2 separate regions of the Homo sapiens genome follow, and region 2 is linked to region 1. Evidence: read pairs that join two places in POLR2A ChIA-PET (ENCODE). Cell type or tissue: Panc1. All regions are shown on one strand. Each heading gives the region's core, and the rest is flanking DNA. Links, peaks and the distances in the headings are about the cores only.

The links. ChIA-PET counts read pairs that join two places held together with the same protein. Peaks named below come from ENCODE experiments on the same cell type or tissue, not always from the same donor. Only the 100,000 strongest peaks of a DNase experiment are listed, where the experiment ranks them.
Region 2: POLR2A ChIA-PET joins it to region 1 with 6 read pairs; 4 of 35 experiments call an interaction of 5 or more read pairs at or near these places.

The regions. Positions count from the first base shown.
Region 1 is chr13:30,957,097-30,968,051 of GRCh38, reverse strand. TEX26 (testis expressed 26) reads right to left here. Exons shown (of 7, transcript NM_152325.3): 5 at 1,654-1,830. Among named protein-coding and RNA genes, the nearest start is that of TEX26-AS2, 15 kb to the left of the region's middle. In Panc1, for the core only: no CTCF peak of the experiment used is centred there; no DNase peak of the experiment used is centred there; H3K27me3 peaks cover 67 bases.
Region 2 is chr13:30,900,536-30,911,490 of GRCh38, reverse strand. MEDAG (mesenteric estrogen dependent adipogenesis) reads right to left here and starts at 5,220. Exons shown (of 5, transcript NM_032849.4): 1 at 4,698-5,220. The coding sequence starts at 4,975. The region is part of intron 2 of TEX26-AS1 (TEX26 antisense RNA 1); the gene reads left to right. RefSeq lists an enhancer at 4,118-4,619. In Panc1, for the core only: no CTCF peak of the experiment used is centred there; no DNase peak of the experiment used is centred there; H3K4me3 peaks cover 716 bases; H3K27ac peaks cover 268 bases; H3K27me3 peaks cover 707 bases.

The sequences.
Region 1 (10,955 bases), core at 3,087-8,086:
GGCCACTATGATGGTGATATTCACTGCCTACTTAATAAACAAAGGTCCTCATAGAAGCTTCTTCTTTCAGGACATCTCCTGTGCACATTTGGGATGGCACAGTAAGGGACTTCCTTCCAGGGACCTAGGCATCTTCGGATGAGGATTTTAGAAGAACGATGGTGTTTACAGTCATCGCTCATTGTCCATTTGGACTAATGGGGGTCTGAGGTGCAGGCAACACCCAAATCACTTATATTTGATTATGAATATTGCTCATTTAATGTGAGTTCTAATATTCCAGAAACTATCATGAAAAAAATAATAGAATCACGATGTAAAAACCAAATTTTCACAACCTACCCAATCCTTTTAAACCTTAAGAACACCTTCCAGCTCCAGGGATCCCCTTTAAGGGGTCATTGGCCAAATGGAGGAACCAAACTGGTGAGAGGATTTGACACTGCACCCTGAGAAGAGTGTTTGTAGGGCCTGGAAATGCTTTAACTGGAAAAGAGAAGACTTAGAAGGCATATGACAAGGTTTTTGTAGGGTCATAGATTTATACTAACTAACATCCATGGGAAGAAGTGGAACCAGTGGCTAGAAGTTTAGCAAGGAATATTACAGCTGCTACAACTTCTACACAGTTGGAGCATCAGACAACGAAGGGGGATGGGGCTACCCTGAAGTGGATACACAGGGGCACTGTCACCCCTTGGCAAGGATGGAGTCAGGAAGAGTCACACATATGAGGCTCTGGATGAGGTAATTTCTAGGCCACCTTCTAACCCCAAGGTGCTAAGCATCAATTCTGTGATTATTGTCTCAAGTGCTACTTGATCCCAACCCCATGCCAGGAATGAACCATGTCTCAGACTGACACCAAGTTTTCTGTTTAACTAGTAGCTTGGAGGTGGCTTGGTCACGGAATTTTTAAAAACTTTCAGGGGATGCACATGTGGATACACTTCCAATAGAAAATTGAGACTAAACTGGATTCCCACCCCATTGCTTTCTGTCACTTGACAGCAACTGCATCCTTCCCTCTCATTTTTTAGGAGAAGGAAGCATCCCCTAATCCCAACCACTGCCCCTCCCCAGCAGGGATGATACTCATTTCTTGGCCTAAGCAGTCAGTCATCTTCTGCAATGTACTGGCTCCCTGGGTTACAGGTTGGGAGCTGCAGCGACAAGGTTCTGATTTCATGCCAGGATCTCTGGCTTTCTCCATGACTATTACCAAAACGGGCTGCCAGCGCCCTCTGTGTTGAGAAGTTTTGGAGCCAGGGGTTAAGATCTATGAGGTTGTTTTAGAAACTGCAGCTGGGCTGGGCTCATGCCTGTAACTCCAGCCTGTAACCCTAGCACTTTGGGAGGCCGAGGCAGGTGGATCACCTGACACCAGGAGTTTGAGACCAGCCTGGCCAACATGGCAAAATCCCATCTCTACTAAAAATACAAAGAATTAGCTGGGCATGGTGGTGCGCACCTGTAATCCTAGCTACTCGGGAGGCTGAGGCAGGAGAATCGCTTGAACCCAGGAGGCGGAGATCTCAGTGAGCCAAGATTGTGCCACTGCACTCCAGCCTGGGCGACAAGAGGGAAACTCCGTCTCAAAAAAAAAAAAAAAAAAAAAAGAGAAAAAGAAAAAGAAACTGCAGCTGTACTCACCTAGACCCTGAGAAGCAACAGGCAAGCTTGAGTAGCATCCATATTTGAAACTGAAATCTTGAAGCTCAGGAATTTTAGCTGGAATTTGGTAATTCCTTCGGAATTCAGTGTCTGGAGGTTGGGGAAGTAACTTTTTCCATTCCAGAGACAAGTGAGAACTTTTCTTAATCTTCTGAGCTGGGGTGGAATGGAAATGGAAGGCAATACTTACTCCTTGTGAACAAAGTAGCTAAACCCACTCTTGCTGTGTTTAGAGGTATGGTCAATGTGCCCTGTATGAACACTTCAATGGAGAAATAATTTTCTGCTTTGTCAGTCACAGGAAGTATATACTCAAATGATCAGAAGTGGTCTCTAGTGAATATATTTTTATGTCATGAGTCTGCTCAGTGGGCACAGAAGACACTGATCACTCCACTGGGTCTGTCTGGTCCCTGGGGCAGAGGTGGGTGTCAGAGAGATTTTGGATAGGGCCAGGGTCGCCATATAAAACATGGGATGCCCAGTTAAATTTGAATTTCAGATAATGACTTTTTTAGTGTAAATACTTGCTATCTACTGCATATCATTATTCAAATTTAACTGGGCATCCCATAGTTTTATTTGCTTAATCTGGCAGGCTTAGATGGGGTGCTGTATATCATCCCTATTACCTGGAAAAAAAAAACACTCGAAGCTTATCCCTTACTGATGGAGGGTTAGGCATCACTGCATTAGTGGATAGCACCACTGTTATTTCTTTGAAATATCTCTGCTAAAACATATTCATTCAATATCTATGAAGCACTGAAGCCAGTGTTACAAACATTATCAGATTACAGAGGCAAGAGTCACAATCCATCTCACTTAGAATGAGTTCATTCCTGATTCTTGCTACAAAGCCTTAGTTCAGAGGCATATCATGTAACACCATCTTTATTCAGAAAGACAAAGATGTCAAAAATATGAGTTTCATGAGCAATGTCCAAACAGTGCAAATTACTATTGACACTGAACTCAACTCTCTTCCAAATTAGTTTTCCAATAGATCTTTTCAAAATAAATCCTAATATATATTATGTATCAAACGATTTATAATGGTACCTACTGGTATACGTTTTATATCAAAGGATACATAATTGCATCTACTGGCACCTGAGAGCATTTTTATATTGATTTTTTAAAAATGATTTCTGTCTAGACCAGCAGAGGAGGAGAGGATTCCAGTACATGTTGCCTCTTACTTTAGATAACTCAGGAGGAGAGGGCATGGGTATTCAATAGCCCTCATAATGACCTCATAAACTGCCCATACAGAAGACAGGTTATAGAGGGGAGGAACTTGTGGGGCTCAAAATCAGGGCACCCCTTAAGATATTTTGGAAAACCATCTGGTACTGTTCCTGTAACTTCCATCTATAACTTAGTGCTATGATTTGAATGTGTCCCCGCAAAAGCAAACTTAATCCCTAATGCAACAGTGTTGGGAGGTGGGGCCTAATGGGAGGTGTTTGGGTCATGGGCACTCTGCCCTCATGAGTGGATTAATGCTGTTATTGTGGGAGTGGGCTAATTATTGCAAGAGTGGGTTCCTGACAAAAAGGTGAGTTTGGCTTCCTTTCTCTCTCTCACTTTCACGCTCTTGTCCTTCCATTTTCCATCAGGGGATGATGCTGCAAGAAGGCTCTTGCAAGGTGCCAGTACTATGCTCTTGGCTTCCCAGCCTCCAGAATCATGAAACAAATAAATTTATTTCATCATAGATTACCCAGTCTCACATATTTTGTCAAAGCTGTACAAAACAGACTAAGACACTTGACTTTTTCACTAGGAGCTTTATAAGCAAAAACAAATTTCCACTGAAATACTTGATGCTTTTATCTATATCTCTTCCCTAGAGCTACCATTCAATAGTAAATGTTTTCAGTTCCTATATCAGTTCTGTGCTATTTGCCAAGGTTATACATAATTAAGTCATTGTTCTACCTTAAGACAATTAGCGTGAATACAAAGATATCTACAGAACAAACAGGTAGGGAATGTGGTAAGTCTTGCAACCATAACATTTGGAACTGTGGATCTCACGTGGAAATATGACATCAGAATCACCTGGGAAGGGTCTCTCAGAATACATCTGCTGACCCTCATTCCAGACATTGAGAACCTCCAGAAGTGAGCCCCAGGCACTTAGATTGTGAAAACAAACCGCCCATGTGCTTAAGAAATACGACTCAGAGCTTTGAATAGGGTGCTACAGGAGCCCAGAGAGAGTATGAGGGGCTGTGTTGGAGGAAGAGGAGGATGACAAGGACGAAAAGGCAGTCACAGTAAGGAGCTTTGACAACGGGTCAGTACAGAAGCAAAAACTGCATAGTGTGTTTGTGAAACTTGGCCTGGCTCACAGAAGGGTGGGGCATGCAGGGCAGGGAGGAGGAGCTGAGGGTGAAATAGGAGAGGCAAGCTGGGGCCAGGCTGTGAAGAGTCTGGAACGTCCGTTCCACATGAACAATGATGGACCGGCATAGAGGTGGAATCATTGGAGATGAAGACCCAGAAAAGGCAAAAGCCAGGACCTAGACTTAAATATCTATAGAATGAACAGGGAATGTGGTGAGCCTTACAACCATAACACTTGGGACTGTAGATCTCACATGGAAATAAGACATCAGAATCACCTGGGAAAAGTTTTGCAGACTACAAAGAGTCTCACTCTTCATTGATCCTCAGTACTTATCACAGTGATAGAACTCATTAAGTATTTACTAAGTTAATGAGTGAACGCACACACCAAAAAACCTGGAAACATAACTGCTATGGATTAGCAATTAATATCTGAAGTACACTCTAGTGACTGCCTATGTGATCAAGCTATGCTTAAGGTAACTCCTAGTAAACTATATATTGTTCATTCCATAGCATGGGCTTAGTTCTTTAAAATTGAGGCTTTTGTTGTCTTTATAAAATGTTGTGTTAATGAGCTTCATGCGTTATTTGGAAGACAGGTTCCTGATAAAAAGGGACCTAAGCGACACCTAAAACCCCCGTATTTGTGCTAAAGTATGGACAAAAATAATAACCATGAGTTAGAGCTAACCTGACCCAATGACGCCTCCCCCCAGGGTTCCTGTTCCTCAGGAGCTCAGCTCCCTGGGTTTCTTTTCCACTGGAGTAAAACTGGAATGGTTTAGCCCAAAGAAAGAAACTGGCCCATTTAAGATTAGGTATGGCATCTGCAGAAAGGCCCAAACCAAAAGTAAGTCTTCAGCAAGGACCATTCAAAACTATTAGGACCAGCTGAGCACGGTGGCTCATGCCTGCAATGCCAGCACTTTGAGAGGCCGAGGCGGGTGGATCACGAGGTCGGGAGATTGAGACCATCCTGGCTAACACTGAGAAACCCCGTCCCTACTAAAAATACAAAAAAAAAAAATTAGCTGGGCATGGTGGCAGGTGCCTGTAGTCCCAGCTACTCGGGAGGCTCAGGCAGGAGAATGGCATGAACCCGGGAGGCAGAGCTTGCAGTGAGCCAAGATCAGGCCACTGCACTCCAGCCTGGGTGACAGAGTGAGACTCCGTCTCAAAAAAAAAAACAAAAACAAAAACAAAAAACAACCCATTAGGACCATTGACACATAACCTATAGTCAAGTGGGAACTAGCTCCGCTGTCTATCAGCTGCTCTGATTCATCAAAGCCACGTTCTCTAAGCCTGACTGTGAAAAGCAGCACATTTCAGTGCTCCTCAGTCGTTTACCTTAATTCCATAATGAGGATAAAAAGCTAAGACATGGCCCTTGTTCTTCAGAAGCTTAGATTATTACAATATCATAAGTCCTACAAAAGAAGTAAGAACCAGGGCTGTTAAAACACATGGGAAGGCCAATAACCCAAAGGTGGAGGATCAAAGAAGGCTTCCAGAAGAGAGGCGAGGCGTACAACCAGACTTAAATTATGGGTAGACAGAGGCTGAGAAGGAAGGGAGACCTGCTCCACAGGGAGGAAGCAATGTGTGCCACCAGCACAAGGCCACGAGGCATGGAGGTATGCGGAGGCTGTTAGTCGGGACGGCTGGCAAGGTCATGAGGGTGGGGGCTGACAAGAGAGGAGGCAGCATGGCGGCCAGGACCAGATTGTACAGGACTCATGTAAGGCATTTAGCTTTTATCCTGAGGACAATGAAAATTCACTGAAGGGTTTTAATCCATAAAGTGACATCAGTTTGCACATCTGGAGACTCATGATGGCTGTCTTATGGACAGTGGGTTAGAGGACACAAAACTGGAAAAGCTCACTGGGAAAGCTCCTCTAGCTGCCAGGTGGTGAAACAATTGGAGGGAACCTATGGATAATGCAGGAAGATCGGCTGCCGGGGGAAGGAGATGAGTTGGAATGCTCATGAGGCTTTCACTCAGCACCCAATATAGGAAACTGAGGGTCTAAGGAGAGGTTTGGGAAGAGATACAAATGTGGAGGTTCTCAGGATAGTTGTTCTTTAAAGGAATCAGAAACTCTAACAGTTAGAGGCCAAACAGAAAAATCACCAGAGAGAAGGAGTCAAAAAAGTAGGAGGAAACTAGGAATGTGTGGCAACACAGAAATGCAAGAACAGTGGTCTGAGAGAGAGAGCAGAATCCACAGTTAAATGATGCTCAAAAGTTGGGTAAGACACAAATGGAAAAATCTCCATTGAAGGTCATTGCAGACCTTGAAAGGAGCAGTTCAGTGAATGGTGGGGGCAGACACCAGGTTGGAAGGGGTTGAAAAGTCAAAGGGCAAGCTTCCCATTAAACTCAATGGATTGTATCCCTGCAGTTAGGACTCCTCTGTCCCCAAACTCCAGCAAAATGATCGTAGATTAGAAATGTTAACACATTTTTTTAGAAAATGGAAAGCAAATGTAGATGTAGCAACTGATTGAGCAAAGTAGAGGAAGCTGAAGCCTAGATGACTGCAGCAGGGAATAATAGCAAAGAAGTGAACTAGGTAACCCACACTACAGAACACTTGCAGGCTCAAAGGTAACAGGTACAGTGGAAGGCAGGGAGCAAGGCTCAGGGCTGAACACAGAGGCTTGGCTGAAAGCTTGAATACCAAGTGGCTTCCCGGATCACCTTCATAACCCTGCATAGTCATATGACTATTCCTTCCTAACTAGAAGTTTATTCTCTGCAAAACTGAACCAAAGAAGCTCTGGACTGAGGGACACCAGGCATGGTAAAAGGTGAGTGGAGTGAGATGCTTGATTGAAAAAAAGAGGGGTCAGTGAAAGTCTGCACACCAGCCAGGAAGATCCCAACCCCTTGCTTCTCCACTCCTGCTCTCAGAATGCCAGCAGTCAGAATTACCTCTCTGGAGAGACTGATCCACAAATAATGGCATTTAGGGATTTCCCCCAAGAAAGATAGCTCATCCTCTAATCACCTAAGTCAAGTACCAGCTAACAAGTCCCTTCTTTGTACACAGTTTTTAATTATATTTGATACCTCCTTTGTAGGTTTTTGAGCCTTGGAGTTTAATATTTTGTGTGCACCCACTTTAAGAAAAAGAAGAGTCCACAAAAGTGAAACTTGAGTTTTATTAGCTTTATAATGAATCGGCCTCTGCTCCCTTGCAAATATGGACAATCAAATTTTCATTAGACCATTAAGACACTCAGAGAAAAATGGAAACAATGCAAGAAACAGATGAAAATGCTGAAAGTTAATTATATCATAAATATCTTAAAATTCATGAGAATTACTGCATTATAAAATAAGAGCAGAATGCTGTTTTTAAAAAATAATTGGAGGGAGGAAGAAAGAGAGCTTAGAAATTAAAAATATGAGACCTGTAATAAAATTTAATGAAGAGCTAGATTAAAAAGTAAAGAAGTTTTCAGCCAGGCATGGTGGCTCATATCTGTAATCCTAGCACTTTGGGAGGCTGAGGTGGGTGGATTGCCTGACCTCAGGAGTTCAAGACCAGCCTGGGCAACATGGTGAAATCCTGACTCTACTAAAAATACAAACAAATTAGCCGGACGTGGTGGTGCATGCCTGCAGTCTCAGCTACTCAGGAGGCTAAGGCATGAGAATTGCTTGAATCTGGGAGGCAGAGGCTGCAGTGAGCCAAGATCACACAACTGCACTCCAGCCTGGTGGAGATTCTGTCTCCATGAAAAACAAACAAACAGACAAAACAAAAAAGGTATAGAAGTTTTCAAATAAACAGAACAAAAATACAAAGAGAAAGAAGCTAGGAGAGAAAAGGTAAGATAATTTAAGGCTCGATCCAACTATCCAGTAGCTTCCTAAGAAAGGGTGTGTTGGAGGAACTTTTGAAAGTATATTCTTGTCAATCTGGAAATGTCTTTTTTTCTTCATTAGACTTGCTTGATAGTTTGGCTGGATATAGAATTTTAGGTTGGAAATCACTTCCCTTCAACACATTTTTCCAAATGTCTTCTAGCATCCAGGATTTCTATGTAGAAGACAGATGACATTTTAATTTCTGATCTTTTTTATGTCAACCCCCTGGAAACACTTAAGATCTCTTTATTCCTGACATTCTGAAATTCCACACTTACATGCATTAGTGACAGTCTTTTGTCATTCGTTATGTCAGGCATTCAGGGGCCCTTTCAATCTAGAAACTCTGAGAATTTTTTCCTGCATTACTCCTTTAATATTTTTCTCTCCTCTCTTTTCTCTGTTCTATTCTGTCATTGTGTTTGGAAAAAATTTTGGTAAGTGTACAACAAAGTATGGAAAAAAATAGTGACAGGCATGTAGAAAAGTAAACACGTAGAGAAAAACAATTAATTCTGGTAAAAATAAGAGAAAACAACAAGCAAAGGAAATAATGAAATACAACTTGGCTCAGCAGCAAACATTTACGTACTCATGTAATCACAGTATGTCATATCATAATATATACACTAGCAATTGAATTTAACAAGAAATCTGTAATATAATTATATTGACATGATGGATGGAGGGCCAGTGAGACAGAGTTATAGGATAGCCAAATCCTCAGCTTCCAAAACAGAAGTCAATAACGTCTAAAATTCATGAATGAAGAGGAGCAGTAGAAGCAAATTATTTAAAAATCACATAAGAAGAAATAGTTAACCAGATTGAAATTGACTGCCAATGAGGAATAAGAGTAGGGATGGGGCGGGGTAGGTCAAGGAACTACTGTTGTTTCTTTATATGCCTGTAAGTAATCATTTAAGTATATGCATACATTTGTTTAATAAAAGTAAATTTTAATGTTTAAAAACTGTAAACAAGAAGTTAGGAATTCAGAATACCATGTATAAACTGACTCTTGAAGGAATTTTAGCTGGGAAGGAGGTAGTTCTAATAAGAGAAGCCAGACTGCCTGGGTTCAAATCCTAGACACCACCAGTCCTGAGCTGGGCAACCCTGGGCATGTTGCTTAACCACACTGAGTTTTAGATCCCCCTCTTTGATTGGCGGTAATAACTTCACAGGTTGTGAAAATTAACTGTGTTAATTTATGAAAAGCTAAGGGCTTAGTAAACATTGGCTGTTTATGAAGGGAAGCAGAGAAATGAACAGTAGCTAAAAGAAGAGATGGGGTTGAGGGAAAGCTCTGTTTTTGTTTTCATCTGGAACATGCTAGACGGGATATACTACAGTCAATGTGCATGCCGGTGGGGTGGGATTAATACTTTAGAGATGGAGGGATGATGTTGGAGAAAAGGCCAGAGAACTGGAAAGATAAAGTTCTTGTTCAGGGGACAGGGAGACAGATCCACAGCTCACAGGGATTGATGGTTCTGTTGGGGCAGGAAAAGGGATGTAGGATGAAGATGGAGACACCCAGACCTTGAGAGATGTGTCATTCTCCTGTCCTCGGGTGAACAGGGGCCCTCAGCACTCCCTGGCTTGTGTTCAGAGCCCACAGGGCAGCCAGCCTTCCTCAGCAGTCACTGGGTGTCATTATTTTGTCACCAAAAAGCAGGAGAACACCAATACTCCAACTGCCATTGTGTCACAGGGCTTAGAGCCATGCACCAGCGTGTGTGGCTTTCTCAGTAACTTAGGAAAAGATTTCCGTCTGTGCGTCTAAAAATATAATCAATTTTCATGAATTCTCAATAAAGTAAATTTCCTGCTGATAAGCAAGACCAAAATTGCATTGAATCACCAAATATGTCATTTCTGGAAAATGTGTTGGTATAGATGGAACTCATTTTTGACCCCCTGAGACATGGAAGCTATGATGTCATCTCTACTTACCCTACAAAAAAACAGTCAAAGGTGTTCCCAGCCACAGAGCCCTAAGGGCAGAGCCAGGTGAAGCATGAGAGAATCTAGATTCTCACAGGGGAATCTGCATAGCAGAGTTCCCATCCCAGGACACATGTGCTCTTCCAGGAAGCAGGATGAATAGTGTGCTGGACTTTTCATCTCTAACAAAGGAGAGAATAAAATGGCCCTCACTTCATCCTCTCATGGTTTCCTACTTACCTACAGAAGACACCAGCATCCCATCCACAAGGAACTCCAAGGCAGACTCCTATTACTCCCGTATCTCTGACATCTGTCAGTCACTCATCCCTATCATTCATTTATTTGTTCAACCAATATTTATTTTCATCACCTGTGATAAGCCAGGCACTGGGGTGGGTGCTGGTGAGACAATGTGAGCCAAAAGCCACAGCCCCTACCCTGGAAGGGGCTTATTGCTGACTGAAGTGCCCATGCCACCACCTTGCAGATCCTGCCTCCATCCGCACTGCCACAGCCCTGTGTCAAGCCACCTCACTCCTCTCTGCGCTCCCCTAACAGCCTCCTCCTGTCCACCTTCTTCCTGAAGGGCCATCTCCATTCTTCACTCTGCAGCCAGTGTGAGGCTTCTAAAAGTCGACATCTGAATTGTGTCACTACCTTAATAAAAACCTCTTAATTGCTTCTGGGATGAACTCCAAACTCTTTAGTATGCCCTGTAATGCCCTTCCAGACTGGGTGTTCTCTGCCCACGTTGATCTCCTCCCTCAACCCTCCCTTTGCCCTTGATGCTCTACTCTTGCTGAAGTTCTTTTAGTTCCTGAAATGTTCCTGCAGGTCTTCAATCCTGTAACAACACTCTCCCCTACCTCTTTGCCTGGCTAATTCCTCTTCATCCTTTGGGCCAGGCAGGGAAGCCTTTCCTGACCCCCTATCCCACACTAAGCTGGATGTCTTCCTGTATGCCCACAGCAACCTGCATTTCCCACAAGGTGCACCTTTTTATACTTGATGGTTTTTATTTGCAAAGTCGCCTGTCTCCATGCCTAGACTTCAAGTTCCTTGAAGGAGAAGAACACACGCATGC
Region 2 (10,955 bases), core at 1,949-6,948, 55 kb after region 1:
CATCCATGAGGACTATGGGGTGGCTGCACGCAGGCAGGCAGGCAGGTAGGTGGCAAGGACCAGGGGGGCTGAGAGTAGAAAGGAGACCCAAGTGTGGCTGCAAGTCCAGAGCCTGGCTCTGAAGAAGGCAAGCAGGAAAGATGGTCAGGTGGCACATTGCTGTAGACTCATCAGATCTGAGTGTGATTTCTGTCTCTGTGACCTCAGCTAGTGTTTTAACCTTGCAGACATTCATTTTCCTCACCTGTAGAATCTGGCTAAAAAAAGGCACCCCATGAGTGGCTAAGAGATTCAATAATGTGTGTAAAGCTCTTGGCTTCTGGTGCTGCTTAATGGTATTATTACTATTCCCACTTTATAGTTGAGGAAATGGAGTCCCATGGACAATAAGTAAATTTCCCAAGGTCATTCAGCTCGCAAAGAGCAGAGCCCTTCCTCTAGACTGACTCTCCTAAAAATCTCACAGCTCAATGCATGGATGGTTATTATTTCACCAACATCACTGTGTGTCCTGCTAAGGGGCTGCTGTCCTAAGCAGGTTGCTACATCTAAGACCACATCTTCCAACCTCCCAGCCTCAAGTTGGAATCTCTTCTGAGAACTGGGCCTGGGCCAGCAGACAGAGCCCAGCACTTCCCACTGCAGGATGGAGGTGAGGCTTCCCCCAGTAAACTTCCAAGTGTGTTCCAGCCCTACTGTCCTCATTTTACCCCTATGAGTGCCGCTTCACCTCACCTGCATTCTCCGCCCTGAGTAGGTGTGACTGTCACCCATCCAGGAGCAGGTCACAGCTCTGCTTTTAGTGGCTTCCTTAAAATCACTGCACTTACTTACTTTTGTAGGCTGATTGTACAAAATGTGCACTAGCTGACATAATTCCAGTTATTTATTTGTAGATTCAGGAAATGAGTGAGAAAGCAAGATTATTTCAGGTTCAAAGTAATTTGCTGAAAGCATAGGTTCTCCTGGTTCTCCCACTTAGCAGCATCTTACCTAGGTAAATTACTTAAGCTCTGAGTCCTAATGCTTACATCTGTAAAAAGGAGAAACAACAGTAATGCAAACTTTGTAAACTTTTATGAGATAGTAGCTGTGAAATACTTTACACCATTCGAGTAAATGTTAGTAGCCACCATTTCTATTGTATTTATTTTTATTCTCCAGGCAGCCTCTTTCATGCTAGGGGAGCACCAAAAAGAAGGGACTCCAGGTCTTCTTTGCCAAACGTTTGCCATTATATTTCACCAAGAGGCTGCTTTATAGGAAAAAACATGTGTGTGTGTGTGTGTGTGTGTGTTTGTGTGTGTGTCGTAGTTAATGGTAATTTTGACTTTTAAGTATTGAATGAATGGCTCCCTGAATGACCATTACCCACATCTCGTGTCCTGAGCACATTGTGTTTACAACATGGGCGAAAATCCTGATCTTGAAAGAAAATAATAAAAATAAAGATCTTGCCATAAATCCTACAAAATAGGACAAATATTTTTAAAGTAGGTTTTTGAAGGAGCTTTAGAGCTGGTGGTCATCACTAAACCTTCCCACTATGCTGGATTTCTTTAGGTTACTTAGTAGGTATGTACTTAGAAAAAATGTTAAAGTATTAGAAAATGAACCTAAGTAGGGCTGCTAAAATCATCCTGTTGCTCTCTTAGCGAGTGAATAACCTGAAAGTCAAGGTCGGTGGCTCTTAGCCTTTCGGGGTTCCTTGGAAAAGGGCCTCATGAAAGCCACAGTACATACTTATGAGGTCCCAGAAAGAAATTCTAATTACACCAGGGGCTTATCCCATATGCCAAAAATATTTGTTGAGTTAAAAAGAACTAATTAATTAATAGAGCAAGGATTCTTAACCTGGGTCCAAGTATCTCATGAACATCCTGGATGGTCAGCAAAAATTGGGTATATATTTACATTTCTGGGGAATCTACGTAGAATTCTCAAAAGTTCTATGGTCCAAAATGATTAAGAACCATTTTGCCTTTTGGGATCCCTGGCCATCTTGGTGGCTGCTTTTGGTTAGAGGCCATCCCACATCCAAGGCCAGAATATGGTGGCCGCAAAGAAGACGAAAAGTCACTGGAGTCCATCCACTCTAGGCTCCAACCCATTAAGGGTCAAAAATACAAGCTGGGGCAATCCGGCTCTGAAGATGATAGACAAGGCAAAGTGAAACCGGTCATCCCCACCAACTGCCTGGCCTCGAGGAAATCTGAAATACAGAACTAAGGTGCATACTCTCAAAACTGCCATCTACCACTCCAGCAGTAATAACATTAAATTGGGCACAGCATGTGGAAAATACCATAGCAAGTGCACCCTGGTGTCACTGATCCAGGGAATGCTGAGATTTTTTTTTTTTTTTTTTTTTTTTGAGACAGGGTCTCACTGTGTTGCCTAGGCTGGAGTGCAGTGGCACCATCTCGGCTCACTGCAAGCTCCACCTCCAAGATTCAAGCCATCCACCTCCCACCTCGGCCTCCTGAGCAGCTGGGACCACAGGTGCATGTCACTATGCCCAGCTAATTTTTGTAGACAGGAGGTCTCACTATGTTGCCCAAGCTGGCCTCGAAGTCCTGGACTCAAGCAATCCGCCCACCTCAGCCTCCCAAAGTGCTGGGATTACAGGCATGAGGCACTGCACCCAGCCCTGAGATCTTTGGAAGCATGCCAGAACAGACTGGTGAAAATAAATCATGCAAATCTTTAATAAAACTGGCCAGAGCTTATTTTTCAAAAAGAAGGAAGGAAGGAAGGGAGGGAGGGAGGGAGAGAGGGAAGGAAGTGGGGAGGGAGGGAGGGGAGGGAGGGAGGTTTTATGCTATCTCTAAAGCCAAAAACAACTGGCAAATTTGGCAGCTCAGAGGAACGAAGCTTTAGATATCTGAGTTCTGGCTTCGGCATACCTCCCACCTCCTGATTCCCGAGGGCAGAACCTCTCACTGCTGCCCACAGTCCAGTCCTCCCCCTCTGCCTGGAAGGCTGTCTCCATTTAGACCACATTCCCTCCTGGCCATCCTTCAGGACTGCACACTCAGTTATAAAAGCCTCCTTCCCTGCCTGAGGACAATAGATAGCTCCTTCCATCACCCAAATTATTTTCAGAGGCTCCTTGCTATTTCCCAGGTACAAAAGAAGCCCTCACAGTATTGCTTATACAATGATAGCCTATTATTTGTTGTTTTGTATTTGCACCCTGGTCTGTGTTACCTGGTCACTGTGGCCCAGTTGTTTATTCTAGATTCAAAGCTGTCAGGGGAATCACTGTTGTTTAATTTTCTTTTGTGTAGGAGGTGTTCAAAGCAAAAGTTAGATGACAGACTTCAAAATCATTTCAGATTCTGCAGCACTGTTTGCTACAATTAGGAGAACTGGTTCTGTCAAAACCCTAACTTACGGCTTCGTTCATTCTGGACATTTTTATTTTTCATACCCTGCTCTCAAATACAATGGGTATCTTCTTTTTAAATCTGCACACATCTGACTCAGTTCCTCCCACAGTCCTCCGCTTATGGTTTGGAATTGGAATTTTCATTTCACTAAGAAAGGGAGAAATTCTTGCTGGGGAATGGTTCTTCAGGCATTCAGAGCCCTCACTATCTTTGGAAAAGCAAGGTTTTTTCTCCAAGAGTTTTGAAGACTGCACGTTCAATATCTCATTTTGTTTGCTTCCCTCTCTTGGCTCCCTCCTACCCACAGGGTGCCACAGCACGCTGTCTTTCCCAGTAGCAAAGGCGCTGTGTCTCAAAAGCTGGCTATCTTATTCATTTCTGAGTCAAACTCTAGACCATGCTTGCCTCTTCAGGCACTTGGCTCTCTCAGCACAAATATAACAGGTCTTTGCACTCCAGGCCCTTGCCAAGAGTGAACTCTGGAGGCCTGAGGCCATGTGGAATCAGGCCTGAAGTGCCCTCCTTTACCCTGTGGCACCAAAGCCTGCTTCAGATGGCTGGGCCACATCCTGCCGGTCTGCCAAGAAGAGCTTGGGGGCACTCTGGCCACAACAGTCAAGCATCCTGGGGGCCTCCTTCCCATTAAGGCCCTCAGGTTTCGCACTTATTTCCCCAGAACTTATCTGTGCCTTCCACAGCCCACATGGCCCCGGGCTGGACTTCCAGGGGCTTTGTTCCCTTCTCAGCTGCGGTTTATTTGTTTACTTTTGAAACACGAAGTGAGGCCAGAGATGGGAAACTTTGAGCTTTTGCATGCTTCTCCACTCGGTCTCCTCACTGGAGAGGGCTGGCAGTGCTCAGAATGGTGCATGCCCCCTGCTCCTCACCGCCACCCATGCTCCAAAGCCAGGATGTGAGTCTTGCAGAGCTGCAGACAGCCCCTAAAGGGTGTGCTCCCAATTTGAGCTCATCTGACCCAGTTAAGGAGCCAGAATGGGAGAAGCATCTGCCACTCATGAGCTCTGGCTGGGGGGCCCCTGCCCTCCCCCTCGCCCCCAGTCCTGATGCCCTTCTGGGCGGCTTCAAGCAGCAGCTGCAAAATGTCAGTGCAAGAGGCAGAAGAACCAGGGCGAGCGTGCAGGCTCCGGGTGATAGAAGCAGAAGGAAAGTCTAGAAGCGCACGGAGCAAGGGGCCACGCGGTGTCGCAGGCAGCGAGGACAGCCCAGGCTCCCAGAGACCGCAGCCGGGTGGAGGCGTCTGCGGGTACCAGGCGACGGGCCAGGGCGCACGGCGAGGCCACCCACCTCTTGATGTAGCTGCTGAGGCGGTAGAGCTGCCCGTCGAGGCGCACGAGGCCGTCACCGAAGACGTTGAAGCCCCCCCGCGCCGCCGCCGGCTCCCCGGGCCTGGCCACCACGAGCTGGTCGCCGCTCAGCTGGAAGGCACCGGGCTGCAGGCGCAGCAGCTGAGCCAGCGGCAGCAGGGCCAGCTCGCAGTCGCAGGTCCACAGGCTGCGAAGCTCCCCAGACGAGATGGAGGTCAGGCTCGGCCTGGCCACCGGCTCGCAGGCCGCCCCCGCCATGCCCGCGTCGTCGGTCCTCACACCGCCTGCTTCCGTCCGGTGCCTACAGCCCCCAGCCGGCACCTGATGGTCCCCAGGAGGGGCCGGGCGCCCTGCCTGCGTCAGCCGCGCGCGAGGTGAGGAGGGGGTCGGTCTGCCCGCCTGGCCGGGACGCGGTGGCCGCTCAGGTGCCAGTCTGACCGCCCGGGCGGCCCCTCCCAAGCTGCCACTCGCTGGGAGCCCTGCAGGCACCGCGCGGAGAAAGCGGCCCCGGCGCAGCGCGGCCCCTTTTATCCGCCCTCTGGACGCCCGCCTCGCCCCTGCCGGCCCACGGCCACGACCCCAGAGGCTCGGGGCAGAGTTATCATCGTCTCATAACTTGGCATGCTCGAGTCTGCTCGCAGGCAAGGCTTAGTCATCCCCCTGGGGTCCACTACTCAACACCAGCGCTGGCCCCCGCCCTGCCTGGCGGACACTGCCGGAGGCTGGAGGTGGGGAGAGTCCTCCCCGGGTTCCCAGGCCCTGCCTATGGTGGGCGGCAGGGCGCACAGCACCCATCCTTGCCTAAGACACCACACCCCTGGTGTTGATTGGAGAAGAAGGCAAGGGCTCTGGCCCTACCCATTCCACCTGGGACCCAGAGGCTGTCAAAGGCCAGTGCTGGAACTCCGATCCCCACCTCAGTACCAGACCTCTCACTCAGCCTCAGTTTTCTGCCATTTTAACTCCATCCAGATCGTACCCTGCATTTCCCTCCTTTCAGCCTTTCCTTCAGCTGGTTGCTGGCCCTGGATCCCTTCCCCCTAGAAATCCCACTGATCATCACATCGCTTTTCCATAAAGCCTTCACGAATCCCACGAGGGTTTCATCGCTTTGCTTCTCCTTTCTACTGCACGGTGAACCCTAGACTGCAATGTGCCGTGTAGTGGGGATAGCAGGGTCCTAGCATCCTCCCTTCTCCCCTGCCTCCCCAGTAGGTGGTGATCTCCTTGAGCCCCAGAATATGTTCATTTCTTCAGTCTATAAATATGTGAGTGCTAGCTATGGGCTCATTGATCTCCTGAGGTATGAAAGGAGAACTATATTATTCCATTTAATTAAACACCTATTTCTGCTGCGGAGAAGCCTGGATGGGATGGGAGGAGAATCTAGCCTAGTTTCGAGGCTTTCTGTAGTACTGTGTTTTAGGATTCTAAGCTACATCCCAAAAGTTGAGTAGAACGTAGAGAATATCCTTAGTTAGTCTTTGTGTGCCCCCACATGAACTCTTGTGTAGGTTTAATCAGATGGGATGAAGAGTCCTCCCGCCACATCTCATTTAAATCTCAGAATATAAATGAGCCCCACTCTCTTCTCTTCTTCTAGGTGCACACCTATCCTTTCTCCAGACATGGATCTTTTACCCATGGGATCATTACCCCATCTCTGGGCCTCTCTGAACAAATCTAATTCACTGAGCATGAATTGATCACTACCCACTCAACCTTTTGTGGCGCAGGAAGGATGCTCTACCTGTGAAAAAAGCATCCAGAAGATCTTCTTGCAAAGGGAGGTTTGAGGATCCCTGCAAAGAGAATGGGTCTGGGGTGGGCTGAGACTGTAGACAGGACTCAGAGGCTGGGGCTGTTTTCACAGGGGAGGGATTTGGTGCCAGCAGTTAAATCCATTGTGCCCTATTTAGAACTTCACTCTTGTCCCAAACATTGACAGAGTCATCACTATGCACCAGGGACCATCTTAAGCTCTGAGGTCACACACACACACACACAAGGATCCAATAAGTGCTACCATAGATGTATGGACTAAGCACTATGAGAAATAAGTGGTTCTGCCCCAAGAAGGGTGCTCAAAGGAGGTGACACATGGCTAGACTTCCAATACACAGGGGAGGCTCCCAGGGGAAGGAGCAGCAGCAATAAGGAGATGGGAGAGAAGATTCTGTACCATTCTATGCAAAGAGAGATGCTATGGTTCCATCTGGGGGAGGGGGGAAATTTTTAAACAGCTAGGGCAGACCATCCTATTTGGGATAAGAGGGGTCAGTTTTATATGAGATGAGACCAGAAAGGGCTGTTGGAGCCAGATTGTGACAGACCCTCTGAGTTGTCAGGAATTTGGATTCTTAAGACAATGAGGAGCCTTGGGATGTTTTAAAGAAAGGAAGTGATATAATTATGCCTCAGTTCAGATAGACACCTTTGGTTATGACCAAAGAAGATGTTTTGAAACAGGAAGATCAGAGGCAGAGAAACCAGTTAGGAGATTGATGTAATAATCCAGATAACATATGATGGGGGTCTGAACAGAAGCAGCTGTGGGAATGGAGATGAGGTTTCAACATTTTTGAGTCAGAGTCAGCAGGAAGGATCTTATGAGTAAATAAATGAAAAAGAGCAGAGAGACCCACTTAGTCTCTTGCTTGGGTACCCAGAGAGATGGTGACACCATTAACGAAGCTAGGGTTCACAGGAGGAAGAGTAGGAGTTTGAGGAGAGATAGTGATGAGTTCAGGGGGGACATACTGATTTTGAGCTACTTATGGAACATCAAGGTAGAAAAGTCCAGGAGGCAAGGAGTTAGTTGGGTCTGGCGTTTTGGAAAGACAAGGTCAATGATTGAGATTTGAAAGTCTCTAGATCAAAGACGGGGTTGAAGCCAAAGAAGTGGATGGGGGCATCTAGCTAATACATGATAGGGTAGGAATTTGAACCCAGGCCTTTAGTTTACTTCAACATATGTTAATTGAGCATCTGCTATGTTCAGTGCTTTGCTGGAGATACAGAGTTGAATAGAGGATGGCCCCTGTCCTCAAATAACAGGGAGAAATGCAGGAATCAGCATGAACTAGTCTTCTGGCACCATGTCCAAACATGTGGCTGAAATCTAGTTATATTTTGCCTGTGTCTCCAACCTGCTGGTGGAATACAACCTCAACAACAATAACAGCTGCAGAAGTTGCTTTCAATTAGTAAGTCAAGGAGGGCAGGTCCACTACAGAGCCCTCACCAGCCCCTACTCTCCCCATTCCACATAGATCGAACTCAACAACTCACCCTATGAGCTTCACATAGATCAAGCTCAACAACTCTTGATTGCCCTTAAACCTACACCACACTGTCTATGAATGATTTGGCTTTCTTGAAGGGTAAAATGTTACATCGGGGTTTTATATCAGAATTATATGCATTTGTTTAAGATAAACATACCAGTCCCTCCTATCAAAAAACCGTTTCCTGGGCAGGCACGGTGGCTCACACCTATAATTCCAGTATTCTGGGAGGCCAAGGCATGTGGATCGCCTGAGGTCAGGAGTTCCAGACCAGCCTGGCCAACATGGTGAAATCCCATCTCTACTAAAAATACAAAAATTAGCTGGGTATGGTGTTGAATGCCTGTAATCCTAGCTACTTGGGAGGCTGAGGCAGGAGAATCGCTTGAACCTGGGAGGCAGAGGTTGCAATGAGCCAAGATCGTGCCATTGCACTCCAGCCTGGGTGACAAGAGTCAAACTCCATCTCAAAAAAAAAAATCCGTTTCCTTCATAGTAAGATATCAACACTTAGATCTGAGTAGAAGAATTAAACGAAATTTTTCTTTACCTCACCACAGTTGTGTGATTTTACACTTTTCCTGTATTTTCCAAATAAATGTGTATTGTTTTATACAGAAAAATGATGTTGAGCATAATAAAAATATTTTAAAGATGCTTTCTTGGTATGTTGTCTAGAGGTTTCATTTGATGCGTTTTCAGCAAAACACCTGCATTTCTTTATGGGTAATTTATGCATTACCAAAATGCCAGAGAAAGATATGAAAAAGTGAACAGAAAAAAAATAGTATTCAATGTAATGTAAGCCATTGCTAATAAGTAGAGAGCTAGAGAGATCTTTTCATGTTTAATGTCTTTTTCATTACCCAAGTACCAGCCAGGCAAACAATCACTCCTGGTGACGACCTTTTCAGTCTTTTTTTGGTTTGCTTACATAGTTGTGTTCCTATCGTAGAATTTTTATTCGGCTTTGTGCATTTAACATTATATGTATATTATGTTGTGAAAATTTCATTTTCTTTGTGAATAGTATTTTAAATCACTATGCTATTTTCCATCAAGTGTATATTCTATTGTTTGTCTAGACATTTCTTTACTCTTGAACACTCAGATTGTTTCTTGTTTTTCCTTATAAACAATGCTGCAATAAACATCTTCATACTTTGATTTCGTTTTTCTGTATCCAAGCTCTCAGAGATGGAATTACTGGGACAAATGATATGAGAATGTGCATTGCTCTGGAAACGTGTGTCATTATTCTCCTAAAGGCTGGCACCAATTTGTCTTCTCACCAGCAGTGATTTTTCATGGTTTTAAATCTTTGCAGTTGGGGTAGGGTACCTCACAGCTATTTACGCTACAAGTGAGATTAACAGTTTAGCTATAATGTTACCACTCAAATTTAGAGACTTTATAGCAAGGCAATCACCCATTGGTGAGTCTGTGGCTATGCTCACAGGTAAAAGACAAGATAAAGATTTTGCCATCCTTATGTGTCCCCATTAAGGTAACTGTGCTATGGGGACATCAGCAGCTCACAGGCTCAGTTTCTCAGCTTTGGGGGTCCAAAGTTCATATTCAGAAATTTGATTCAACCTTACCAAATTCACAAAAGATTAAAAATCAATTAGGCACCACCACTGCCACCATTTTTGGATTTTTCTGTCAGCATACAAACATCTACAGGTTTCTTTTGTCTTAAAAAAAATAACTTTTTAAACATTTTAACATCTCACTTTCCCTTTTAGTACATTTCCATCTCTCTTCTTCACTCTATGGTCAAACTCCCTGAAAAAATTCTCTAAATTCCTTGCCTGACATTTACTCCTCAAGACTTTATACCTTGACTTCTGCCCATCACACCTCCTGAAACTGACCAAGTCTCCAATGACCTCCTTGTTACTAAACCTCATAAACACTTTCTGTTTTGATCTCACTAGACTACACTTGTCCCTGCAGTTCTCTCTTCCCTTAGCTTGTGAAGAACTTGCACAATGTAGTGAAAGGTGCAAAGGGTTTAGAGTTGAAAAATCTAACTCTAACATTTGCTAACCATGTCATCTTGAGCAAGTTTCCTAAACTCTCCTGTCGTTCATTTTCTCATTTTTAAAATTAGGGTAATAGAGGGAGAGGCAGGATAGCAACACCGTTAAGAGCTCAGACTTTGGTACCTTGTCACCTGGGTTGGAATCTTGAATCTAGCCTGCAGTCTTGAACACATTACTCCTATGTGTTTCAGTTTCCTCATATGTGAAGTGTGAGGTTTGTAAGGATTTGATGTGTTATGGCAAAGAATTGTCTGACACATAGTAAGTGCAATGTAAGTGTTTGTTTGATGCCTACATCAGGGGACTTCTGTAAGAGTACAATGAGTTGACCGCCCACTCACAGCATCTAGCTCAGTGCCCGGTTCTCGAGTAATAGTGTCAGCTCCCTGTCTTCTCCCACTCTTTCTCCCTCATTTCAGGCCACTCATTTTCCTGAACTGCAGAGTTCTGTCCTTGTCCACCTTTCCTGGATGACTTTGTCCAAATCTTTGGCTCTGATGACCACTTACAAGCTGATGATGTCTGAATCTCTAGCTCCAGGCCAGATTTCTTGTCAGGCTCTCTGACCAATCTACACAACTTCCTGCTAACCTCTCCACATGATTTCCCCCTGGCACCTGCAACTCATCGTCTTCCTCCTGCCCAATGTGCTGTTTCTCCTGTGTTTCTCATCCCAGGGAGGCATCACTATCCCTCCATCCAGCGCTGTGAGGGCATCCTAGACTGCACCCTCTCACTTCCTCCCTCCACCCCTACGCTCTTCTGCTGTTCCTCCACCCCAGTCCTCCTAGCCAACTGGGTGCCTCCACCCACTGACTCTGCCTTCTACAAATCTCAGGAATCTCTTGGTTCCTTCCCACCCCCACTGCCATTGATTTTGCTTAGCTTTCTGCCACTTTTTCT